Regions from separate parts of the Mus musculus genome. Here region 2 is linked to region 1. A link is a contact called in ENCODE Hi-C or POLR2A ChIA-PET data. All regions are on one chromosome and are shown on one strand. The core of a region is the stretch at or near the end of the contact, and the rest is flanking DNA. Distances in the headings are between cores, read along the strand shown. Region 1 holds the start of Tada1 (transcriptional adaptor 1). Region 2 holds the start of Pbx1 (pre B cell leukemia homeobox 1).

Region 1 (5,970 bases), core at 1,097-3,596:
AACCTATGTGTGTGTGTGTGTGTGTGTGTGTGTGTGTGTGTGTGTATATATATATATATATGTCATATATAAGTCATTCATATATATGAATACAAAGTGTGACAACACAGTTCAGTTGCATCTTGAGGACATACTATGTGAAATAAAGACACAACATTAAAAAAAGTATGCCACAATTTCATTCATAGGAGGAATTTAAAGTAATCAAATTCATAGAGTGAAAGGTTAGTAGGGGCTGGGAGAAGGAGAAATGGGAAGTAACTAAGTAGACTCTAGAGATCTTCTTATACATTGTTGTACACACAGTGATACACAGTTACAAAATCTGTTACAGGTAGATCTCTTGTTGTGTTCTTCCAAAAAATATGCTAAAGCAAAAACAATGCTGTTTAAGATGCTGAAAACTGAGAAATAAACAGAGACAAAGCTTTTATAAATATGCAAGTAAAATAGTTATATGAAATCAGGTGGTGAAAGGGCTCGGTGGTAATGGTGCTCCTCACCGAGCCTGATCACGAGCTCACTTGCTGGAACACACGTGGCAGAAGGGCAGACCTGAGTCCTTTGTTCTTTGACCTCACACGTGGGCTGTGACCCTTGAGTCCCTACACACATACGCATGTAAATAAATAAATGAATGAATAAATAATAGTAAATTAAAAGCTGCTATGAAAAATAAACCAGTGGGTATCTTCCTTTTTTGTTGTGTTGGCCTATGGAAATAAATTGCAGAAAGTGGGCAATATTTAAGAGTAATATTATCCGCCCCCAGTCACCCACCCTACTGGAAGGGACTGGGTATCAGGTGTGCAGCAGAGGCCGTTAAATGCACGTGATGAAAAGTGAGCAGCCTGACCACTTCTGCAAGCACCCGGAAGGCTGCTGGGTTTAAACTGGGGCTTCCTTTTGAATATAGGGAGGATTATTTTAAAAACTGGGAGGCGCTTGACCACAGGGACGAGACATTCATAACGATTCCTGCCACCCGATCCCATGATTCTCTTACAGGATTCTGTCCTAAAGTAATAATTACAAATGAGGAGAATCTGCATAAAGATGCTTGTTAAAATATTTCTTTTAATACAGGAGAAAACCCCAGTTTAATAGACAGGAAAGAAGTCATTGTATGCATCTTATCTGTGCAGTATTTAACAGGGCCCGCTGCTCACAACCACCTGTAAATTCACTCACAACGACATCTACCTAAAAACAAAATCTTTAAAAAATTATGCTGTCATTAAAAGTATGAACATTAGCCGGGCAGTGGTGGCACATGCCTTTAATCCCAGCACTTGGGAGGCAGAGACAGGTGGATTTCTGAGTTCAAGGCCAGCCTGTTCTACAAAGTGAGTTCCAGGACAGCCAGGGCTATACAGAGAAACCCTGTCTCAAAAAACAAACAAACAAACATGAACATTAAGGCAAAATAATAGCCTGGTGTCAGATAGCCAGGGCTACAAAGAGAGACCCTATTTCAAGAACAAACAAGCTGGGCATGGTGACCCATGCCTTTAGTCCCAGCCAGCACTAGAGGCAGTTGGATCTATGTGAGTTAAGAGGCCACTCTGTCAAAACGAGAGAGAGAGAGAGAGAGAGAGAGAGAGAGAGAGAGAGAGAGAGAGAGAGAGAGACTTTAAAAGTAGGCTTTAAAAAGTTTTAAGCTGAACACAGCTATGGCTTCCTAGTGTAGTATATATGTGCATATTCGAGTGTGAATTTGGAATTTGAGAGAGGACAAGCTAGCTTGTGGGTCCTTCCACTTGACCTTGACTTGAAACGAGGTTCTTTGCGTCTTTTCCTCTGTGGGTCAGGCTAACTAGCTGCTGAGACTCCTCCTGTTACCTCCCCTAGGACCTTTGGTAGTCCTGCTTGGGAATTATTTTTATTTGATCTGTCAATAGTGAATGTTCAGAACTTGAGTAACATAAATCCTGCCTTCAGGCAGCTCTCGTTTTAGTTGCAGGAGGCAGAAAACGAGATCGACCAACTAAATGTCACAATAGGTGGTGAGCACTTGGCAAAAAAATGAGGACAAGAGGATAAATTAGATATTGCATGCACTCGGGGACCTGAGCTCTTCCTTCTGGGAAGAGCTGACCTGCAGTCAGGGCGGGGCCTGGCCGGAGGGCGGGCGGGGCGGTCAAGTTCGCGCCCCGGGGGCCGCCGCGGGCGGGCAGGCGGGCGTAGGTTGGGCACGCGCCCACCAGGGGAAGCGGGTCACGTGAGCCAAGAGGCGGGAGTTGGCGAAGGGAGTTTGGCTGGGTGCTTTCCCAACTGCGAGACGGCGGGGCCAAGAACCAAACCCACGCAACGTCTCCCTAGCGGATGGGGGCGGGGCCGCCGAGCAGAGCCGAGCCGAGCCGAGCCGAGCGGAGCCGAGCCGAGCCGAGCGGAGCCGAGCCGAGCCGAGCCGAGCCGAACCGAGCCGAGCCGAGCCGAACCGAGCCGAGCCGAGCCGAGTGGAATCGAGTCGAGTCGAGCCTCCAGCGTCCGGCGCGCAGGCCTTCCGCCGCGTTGATCTTTCGGTTGCTGGTGGCCGTGGGCCGCGCGGTCTACGGTCGGGCTGAAAGACGCGCGCTGCAATGGCGACCTTTGTGAGCGAGCTGGAGGCAGCCAAGAAGAACTTGAGCGAGGCGCTGGGGGACAACGTGAAACAGTAAGAGCCGCGGGGACCAGCCTCCGGGCCTGTCCGTGGGTGTGCCCCAAGCTCGGGGCTGCCGTAGTCCCTGGACTCTCTTCACCTCCCGGAGGCCGTAGGCGTCTCGCGGCCGCCACGGCTCCCGTGCGGGCTCCGCCGGGACTCGAGGCGCTGGAGGACTTTCTCCTGGGCGTCCCGACACCGGTGATACCCGCGTGGGGGCGGGAGCAGCGCCCTAGGCGCCCCGGAGTCGGTAGAGCGGGGGGCGCGCCGGGGCGGGGTGGGGGGGCCCGGAGGGCTTCCCGGAGGCGGAGGCCCGCGTTGCTCAGGGGCCAGCTAGAAGAGCTGTGAAAGCGGGTTCGGAAGGCACAGAGACCCCAAGTGAAGTCGGTCGGTCACCCACCTTACAACCACAGCATCCAAGGGGGCGGCTGCCTAGCCGGCCGTAGGACGCCTTTCCCAGTGTTCCACACGGGCCAGCCAATCCTCAGACCTGAGATCGGCACAGTTCGTACTCGAGAGACAGAGATTACTTATTCCCCCAAAGTCACTGCCCAAGGATGGGACTGAGGCTTCTGGTTCCCGCCGTGTGATGCTTTTCAGGGGTTACTTGGAAAGTCCTCCCGTTCCCCACACCGCCGGGCTGTCAGCAGGGACTGGGGCAGAGTGACAGCTCTATAAGCAGTAGCCTGCGGCAGCCGGAGGAGGAGCCTCGATCTTTTGGGGGAACTTCAATTCTGGCAAACCCGTATTTCCTGGCACTGAAGTTGAAATGATTGACAAGAGCAGCCCGTGAAGCAGAGGTGGTGTTAATAGAAAGGCCGTCAGAAAAGCTTAGGTGCAAGCTCCTCGTCGGAACCCCTCTTTAAAAGGCTTTAAATAAATAAATAAATAAATAAATAATAAGTATTATTATTTGTAGATTTTTAAGCACCGGAATTAAAAAGAGATGCCCAGGGAAATAAGACATACCCAGATGTGGACTTCTCAATGGAGAGTCACAAGTTGTGCGTTTTGGCAGCTGTCTTGTTACACCCAAGAATTTTGTACAAGTTTCTTTTTCTTTTTTCTCTTTTTGCTGATGAGGTGGACAAGCTTATAAAGTCTGGTAGAGTAAAACCAGGCGACATTAAAGTTGCACAAGGGGTTTCTCTGTCCAGATGACCAGACAACTGCGGTTTTACAGCCTGGAAGCGAGAAGGAGGGAGGCCTTAGACAGAGATTGTTAGTTGTGTTGGAATTTTCGATGTTAGCTGGTAAGAGGCTGCAAGCTGAGTGGGGTGAGGGACTCTTTTGCGTTTTTTACGTTTGTGATGTTTTCAGTTTGATAGTCCTGCCTCAAGACTGTCACACCAAGCGCCATGGGTGAAGGACCACCTGAGATGCAAGGAGGAAATTAAATTAAATTTAAATAGGTAAAAATGGCAGCCTTTGGCTTCGTTAGAATGGTTGTGTACTTTTATAATACTGTTTGGTGAGGCTTACGGTTAAAAAGCCTATTGGGAGACTTGTCTCTTTTTCCACGCTCACAGGGTTTTGGAAGTGAATGGTTTCACACGGAGCTAAATCTGCAGGCTATGACTTGTGAAGGCCATGACTCTAACTCTGGCCAGAGTAACTGTGCCTTCCTTCCAGACTCACTTAGCAAACTCAGGCATGACAGAAACCTTTGCAGTCTTTGATCCATTTGTAATGGCCAGAGCTGACTGTGATGTTGCACAAATATGGGTGCTGATTCCAAATTTTATGTATCTGTCATGTGAAATTCACAAGTCTTTGTGTCAGGGACACAGTTAATGATGGGATTGTAATGCATTTCTGTTTCCGGTCTTCATTTTTAAAACCTGCCATCTTGGTTAAGCTTGCTTGTCTCTGGCCATTTCCTCTTAAGCAGTTTGCTTTTCGTTGTTCATCATGACCATTTAAATGGGATCCTGGGAGGTAGGTAAAACAAGGGTATACAGAGTGCATGGTGTGAATTGTTTACCATATGTCCAGCGGTCCAGATGTTAAAACCACAGGCTTTCAGTTACTCATATCCAGGAATACTTCCTTTCTGGCGAGTGATTAGAAAGGCAGCATTTCTGCCGATTTGAGCTCATCTGAACGGAAGCGTGGCACAGGAATAGGTGTTAGTCACCACTCTCCTCCTCATAAAACGTTCACGCTTAGGAGTAAGTCCGCCATGTTCTTTTAAGAAGGCGGCCAAGAGAAGGAAAGGCACAGGTGTGTCTGCACCAAGTCTGCCCTGAGTCCTCCTTTAGGGAGAAAGGATGTTTCTTGTTGCTCCTCTGCCTCTTTGGTGTGTTCATTTGCTAGGCACCACAGGCGAGTTGCTTAAACCACAGAAGTTACTCTTTTCACAGCTCTGGGGGTTGTAAATCCTAGGCCAGTATGCTGGACGGGTGGGTTTCTTCTGAGGCTCTCCTGGGACCTCTGCAAGAGTCTGAAGTATCTGTCCCCTCCTTTGCTGCTGACTAGACAGACTAGCTTAGGAGTCACCTCGTGGTCTCCTCCTAACCATCTTTAATATAGGCTTGGCCCAGAGCCACAAGTGCTTCTCAGCCCAAGACACCGGGGATTATAAATTTGTCTTCCCTGGGAGTGAACCCCGGGGCAGAGGCAGAAGCAGAAGTCTGTGGCTTTAATGTCATTTCTCCTTCTGCAGATACTGGGCCAACCTGAAGTTGTGGTTCAAGCAGAAGATCAGCAAGGAGGAGTTCGACCTTGAAGCTCACAGACTCCTCACACAGGACAATGGTAGATCTTCTCCCAGTTTCCCCAGATTTGCAATTAGTACTTTTGTGTTTGATGCTGTGTAAGAAAATCTTAACAATATTATGGTTACAAAGGTAACTGGGAAGACTGGTAGGGAGAGAGGGAACAATTTAAGTATTTCCGAGCTCCTCTGACTTGTGACAACCTTCCTTCCTTTCAGTGCATTCTCACAATGACTTCCTCCTGGCCATCCTCACACGTTGTCAGATTTTGGTTTCTACACCAGGTAAGGGGGTGGGAATGTTTCCAGTCTCAGGGAGGGGGGGGGGCGGGCTGGATATTTAACTTCCTTCATCAGACACCACTTAGGTTTACAAAGGAAATGTTCCACCACTACTACCACCACCAAATGTTGTGTAGGTGATGATTGTACACACACACACACACACACACACACACACACACACACTCTTCCTTGTGCTTAGTACTCTTACTCCCCACACAGCTTGTCACATTCTGATGACCAGGGTGGGAGTCAGGATTCAGACAGTGAAGGCTGTGATGAGAGGCAGTGGGTACCAGGAGAGGGCGGCATTAGGAGACACAGCTGAGCA
Region 2 (5,970 bases), core at 980-3,479, 2.1 Mb after region 1:
GTGTTCGCAGCTAAAATGAATGTAATTCATAGCATGCGTGCTCTTAGCTGCTTCCTCTTACTTTCTCAAGGCTGTGTTTCTCTTACATAAAATCCACATTACTTGTTAACCATATAACTAAGTCACATAAGGTTTAGTCACTCTGTAATATGTTTAAAAGAATTCCAAAGCAAAATAAAAAAGTACTCAGAGATTTAACAGAGCTGAGCAATTGTGTGGACATATGTGGCCATTAGATTTTTTTTTTTTAAATCCTTCCTAACTGAGTTGGGCCTTGGGCAAGCTGTTAGTGGCTTTGCCACTTAACCTGTGTTTTCATTTTGAAAGAGGACTTGCTGTAAAAAATCCTAAAGTGGAGAACTATGTATACCTGGTGGTGGTTCAGTTAAGGAAGTCCCAGTTTCATAATTATGTTTCTTCATACCCTGCCCTACTGAAATACAAATGAAGCCACCAGTTTCCATTTCAATTTAGGAGTACTCTTAGTGATCCTGGAAGAGGCATGGGGTAGAAAATATGGTTGGTATTTGTTCCCACCCCTTTATAAAGGACCACACATAGGCGCCTCTGTCCTGTGAGAACAGCAAGTCAAATAAGAGACAATAAAGTTAAACTAAAAATCGGAGTCTCTTAAAACTAACAAACAGCCCTCAAAAGCAAAATTGTCTTTCCTTTCTTCCCATTTCCTTTTTCTAAAAACAGAATGGAGTGATGGCAAGGTATTTTCTTAGTATCTGACATCTACTAACACAGAGCTACCTTGCTTTTTGTGTTTGTTTGTTTGTTTATTTTGAGTGGGGAGTGAGGAAAAAAAGACCAAATAATTATTATTATTATTATTATTATTATTACGGAAGGGTAAGTGAAGAAGAAAAAAAAATCAAACTTGCTGAATTAGCTTAGGAGTCAGCGGGATCTGCAAATAAAGTGTTCTTGGGACATTTTTTTTTATTTTGTCATGTTCCGAAGTCCCTCAACTACCGAAGGCATGGAATGCGGCTCGGAACTTGACAATTCTGCCTCCTTCATACACTTTTTTAAAGCTGTAAAAAAGTGCCGAGGGCCGCTTTCGGATTAGTTGGCAGTATTTTCGGCGTGGCTGCGTGTTTTTGTGCATTCATACAAATACCTCTAACAGACACACTCGCACAACATCTATCTACACACAGCCATATCTCAGCACGGGCGATCACACTTTCGATAACAACGCTTCTTTAAATTTTACTCCTCCGCCATAGAGTTGTTTGTCAAAATGAGAAAAGAAACAACATTTTAGAAGAAAGCGCTGTGGTGATTCGGTTCCCATTGTTTCCCCCTGCGAGAGGGAGGGAAAAAAAAAAAAACAAGAAAGGCAAAGAAAAGCCTCCATCTCACCTGGCCTGCGCTTCATCCAAACTCTGGTCTGTGATGGTCATAATTTGCTGTAAAATGTCCCCGATGTCCTGCTTCCTCCCGCCCTCCCCCTCGGTCCCTCCGGCCCCATCCTGCAAGTGCTGGGACAGGCCGGGGTGTCCGGCCATCCCGACCCCAGCGTGGGAATGCATCAGCCTCGGCTGCTCGTCCATCTCTGAAGGCTCCGGCAGCCCCGGCTCTTCCTCTTCGGCTCCTCGGATCGGCGCCTGGGAAGCACCGAGGCTTTTTATCCTTCAAGCTGTCTTCAAATCCTTTTCAGGATAAACAGGGACCAGGGTTTTAAAAAAAGAAGAAGAAGACCAAAAGGGGAAAAAAAAAATCTCTTTGCCTCTTTAGAGGATGGTGGGAGGATGGGGAGGGGGAGGGGGGCGTGAAGGGGTTGCGGGGTGAGGGTGGGGATAAGGGCTGGTGGGGAAGGGTGTTGACTCCAAAAAAGCAAGAAAAATAAACCACCTTCCCACTTGGCGAAAAGAAATCAGAGCCGCCTTTGGGTTTTTCAGTCCGATCTCCTTTGCAAGGCAGAAATGGGCTCCCGGCGCTTAAATCTGTGGCTTAATCCTTTTGCAAATATGCATTGATCGGGAGAAAGGAGAGGAAGGCAGGGGGATTGCAATGCAAACTTTCCCCCCCACCCCCCGCTGCCCCCCACCCCCACTCCGGGCCAGAGTGATCTCAAAGGGGGTGGGCTGTAGCAGAAGCCAGATCACCCCCAGCCGTGGCGGCAGGCAAAGCCCAAGCTCTTTCCTCCTCCGTGTCTCTGCAAACTCCAGCAGCCCCGTCAGCCTCCTGCTTTTGTTTAGCCCAGGCTCAGGACTCCAGAAACATATACAGAAAAACCACAGCCTGAGAGGAGGAGGAGGAGGAGGAGGAGAAGGAGGAGGAGGAGGTGGAGGAGGAGAAGGAGGAGGAGGAGGAGAAGGAGGAGGAGGAGGAGAAGGAGGAGAGGGGAGGGGGCCGAGGGAAGGGGGGAGGGAGCGGAGAGGCCAGGAGGCGGGGGTCAGAGGAGGGAGGAGGGCTCTTGAGCCCCGCCCCCTTCTATGATTGGCTAGTCCTGAAAGTGGGCTCCTCCTCCCCCTACTTTCCACCCAGCGTCTCCTCCTCGGCCTCCTTCAGCTCCTCCTAGCCCGGGAGTCTTGTCAATCAGAGTTCAGAGGTGGGCCGGGAAGGAGGCGGAGCTATGACCCAGTCTCCAGTTCTTAAAGGCGCAGAGAGACCTTAGCTTCAGCTCTTGTCTGCTTCTCTTAGGCTCCGTCCTTGAGGGAAACGTGGCTCCACTTAAACGCAAGACTGTAAAATTAACACGAAAGCACACAGACGGTGTGGATCCCTCCGCCCCACCCCTCGTTCGTCTACGCGGTGACGCTGCGGTAGTAAACTTGATTCTCTGAAATCCTTAGACCTCAGGGAAACTGTTGAAAGCAAAACTTTGTTATATGACGTAGTTAGTAAATAAAATCGGGCTGCTAAGATAATGAATAATAGATCAAAGTCTAGGTAGTGGATAATTTGCAAATCCTCAACTCTATGCCAGCAAAGAGAATATAAATTGTCATTTTTGTGGCATAAACAGTAGCTGAAGTGTGGACTTTGAGGAATAAAACTCGAGAAAAATACTAATAAATAAGTTTACCAAAAAAACCGAATTCAACATTTCTCTTCCCCCTGAGGGAAGTTGGTTATTTGGCTTAAACACTTAATAAGGGATTGCATTATCACAGTCTGGTTCTAGTTTTTAATATAGTCTAATAAGCATTAATAACAGGGAGAAGAAGGAAACTGACATTTATTGAATGCCTACTATGCACAAAGTAATTTACTTGAGTTATTGTATTTAATCCCCAAGACATCTCTGTGAATTATGGATTATTATTCTCATTTCACAGAGAGGAAACTCAAAAAGGTTAAAGAATTTGTTCAAAGTCCATAGTTATAAAGTATCAAAGCTAGAATTCATACCCAAGTTTGGGTGGATTCTTAGCAGGCCTCACACTTAACAGCTCCATGTGAATGTGGTAAAAGTTACTTGCATGTCTGTTGCTTGTCTAGCTTGCAAACAGACTTAAGACTTAGAAGAACAGATCTTAAAACAAGAAGGCTGGGATTAGAAGTAAAAGGAAGTAAATGAATTAAGAGAAGCCAATAAGGAGTTAGAGCCGGGGTAAATCCACACATTTACCTTTATTTTCCTTTATTCCAACCAACAGTAGAACCTGATTGGGCACTTGGTCTGAATACCCATAAGATAAAATAACACTCTCGTCATTTAGAAAAATTCTGGACTTCTTGGGACTATTCTTCTGTGTAGCCATCAACCCTTTTCTGGCGTAGATATAGTGCCAAAGGAGCCACTGCCAGCCTCAGTGGCACCAATCAGCAGAATGGGAAGCAGCCACCTAGCCAAGCACTTGGAGATCCTCAAATAGAATTTTATCTTTTTCATCAATCATTATGCAAACATTTGGCAAGATAAGGGGCCCTGAGGGAAGCACTTCAAAGCAGCTCTTAGCATGCTCATTGGCACCACTGGTAAAAGGGCATGCAATAATGCGTATTAACTGTACTGACAAATCCATATTACTTAATAAAAATGGCTTTATTCACACACATATCTCAACTTGTAAACTCTTGGTTTAATCAACACTTATCAGAAGTTGAGTAAAACTATGTACTTAAGTCACATGTCAATCTCGGCCCATGTGGGCCAAGACATAAATCCCTTGTCTCTTACAACATGAGGTAGGAGCAGAGCCTATAAAGAAATCAGTTTTGAAGCAATTGGTTCTGAGTCGTGAATCTCATAAAGTGTTGCCAGGTCAAGTATTAAGAGAGGTATCAGTAATACCATAAGATCATTATCATTGAGGCTCAATTTTGCTATGGGAATTAAGGATGTGTACAATATTAATAGAACAAATAACTAATATTTATTGCTTACCATGGTATTTTTCCTGTTCAAGGTACTTAGGTCACTACAACTCATTGGTCTCAATTCTTATGCTTTAAACTGTGACTCTATACTGTTGCCCAAATAAATTACAATATAAATAATCGGTACACTAGAAAAAGCACACACTGCAGAAGAGATGAAAGAAAGTGAAGATCCACTTAGAGTAAGCGCAAGTGGGCTTTGAGGCAGTTTGAAGGACAGATTGGTTCTGGAAGGCGGGCGGGGTTCACAGAGGCTTCAGGGTGTGGACACAGTGGAACTAACTTTAAGGAGGTGTGACTGCCCAGGCAGCGTTGTGCTTTCTCCCATGGAAAACTGAGGTCACATGAGTGACTGCTTCAAGCATGGGAGCAGGAGGCATGGCTAGTTATACAGTTGTCCAAAACTAGCAGGTCAATGACTCAGGCTGCACAAATCGTCTGAGAAGGGGAGACCAGGTTAAATCCCATCAGCCAAAAGGCAATAGAAACCGGAAGGCAAGGACAAGGTTGAGATGGTATCAGGATGGTACCACTGTGAGAGCCGACTTGGTGTGAGGGAGAAAGATAAAGGAAATGGCTTCCAGTGTGGAATAGTGCAGCATTGATACAGTCATAATTATAGCTGTGGATACAATGTATCCGGGGCTGATACATTAGCACTTCATTTGACTCGTTTAACACCCAATTTAAACACCTTCCTAGTCTATGGTAAAGAAGCAAACTTCCTTAAATTCCTAGACAAGTACAGACTAGCATCACTCAGTGACTGGCTAGGATTTAGTCCATCCTTCTGTGGATGTTTTGTTGTATGGACATGGATTGTACTGAACGTACGAAACTGTTCTGTCACTAGATTGTACGATTTTGTGTGAACATCTCTATATCCTGCCTTCTGACCTTATTTTTTAATGCAAATAAAGGAAGTCAAAGGGAGAAAACACCTTAGGTGAAATAAAATGTCTAGGCTTACATTAGGGAAGTTATAAAAGTAGGTTCTGAGGAAAAAAAAATCCTACGTGCAATTTCTCAACTTTATGAAGCATAACAGAAGATGGATACTAGTTTTTATTCCTTTCTTATCTGGACAATATTTTCCTTATAATCTCGCTGTTCTATAAATGTGTGCTGGAAGAATTCATAACTCTGGTGACCATGCTGAACATCAGAGGAGCTGAGGCCTGCTGAGTCCTGCTTTCCGGATGTGAGTCACTATCAAAATTTTACCAAGTAACAAAGCAGCTTTCTCTTCGTCTAACCTAATTCTAATGCGCCACAGAGTCATCCCACCATGCTGACCTCTGTGGCAAGACTAGGTGACACTACGGGTTCTCTTTCAAACTTCTTCAAACATAGTAGGACACAGTTCTCTTCACTGAAGGGAAAAGAACATGGTGTGGGGCATGAGTGAAAGGACCCCACTCCATTTCCTGGTAAACGAGGACTTGGATCTGTTGGCATGTTCAGAGACAGATTCACAACCACACACATGGTTCTATTTTCTAAGAAATACCTTTTTAAATTTTTTATTCAGGATTAGTTCCCAGACTGTCAATGGCTCATTAGAAGTAGCTACTGAATGATAGTCAATATACTATCAATGTTAGGACTAAACGGCCAACAGTTCAGACC

The links. Hi-C counts contacts between places; a loop is a spot of excess contacts on that map. ChIA-PET counts read pairs that join two places held with the same protein, here RNA polymerase II (POLR2A).
Region 2: a map of heart shows a loop between it and region 1 (10-fold over the local background). The contact joins the promoter of Pbx1 here to the promoter of Tada1 in region 1. A Hi-C loop is called at or near these places in 1 of 37 maps with a recorded cell type or tissue (heart). POLR2A ChIA-PET finds 5 or more read pairs at or near these places in 1 of 5 experiments (Patski).

What each region holds. Positions count from the first base shown.
Region 1 is chr1:166,376,821-166,382,790 of GRCm38, forward strand. Tada1 (transcriptional adaptor 1) reads left to right here and starts at 2,347. Exons shown (of 8, transcript NM_030245.3): 1 at 2,347-2,656; 2 at 5,307-5,398; 3 at 5,577-5,642. The coding sequence starts at 2,583.
Region 2 is chr1:168,429,940-168,435,909 of GRCm38, forward strand. Pbx1 (pre B cell leukemia homeobox 1) reads right to left here and starts at 2,230. Exons shown (of 9, transcript NM_183355.3): 1 at 1,375-2,230. The coding sequence starts at 1,565.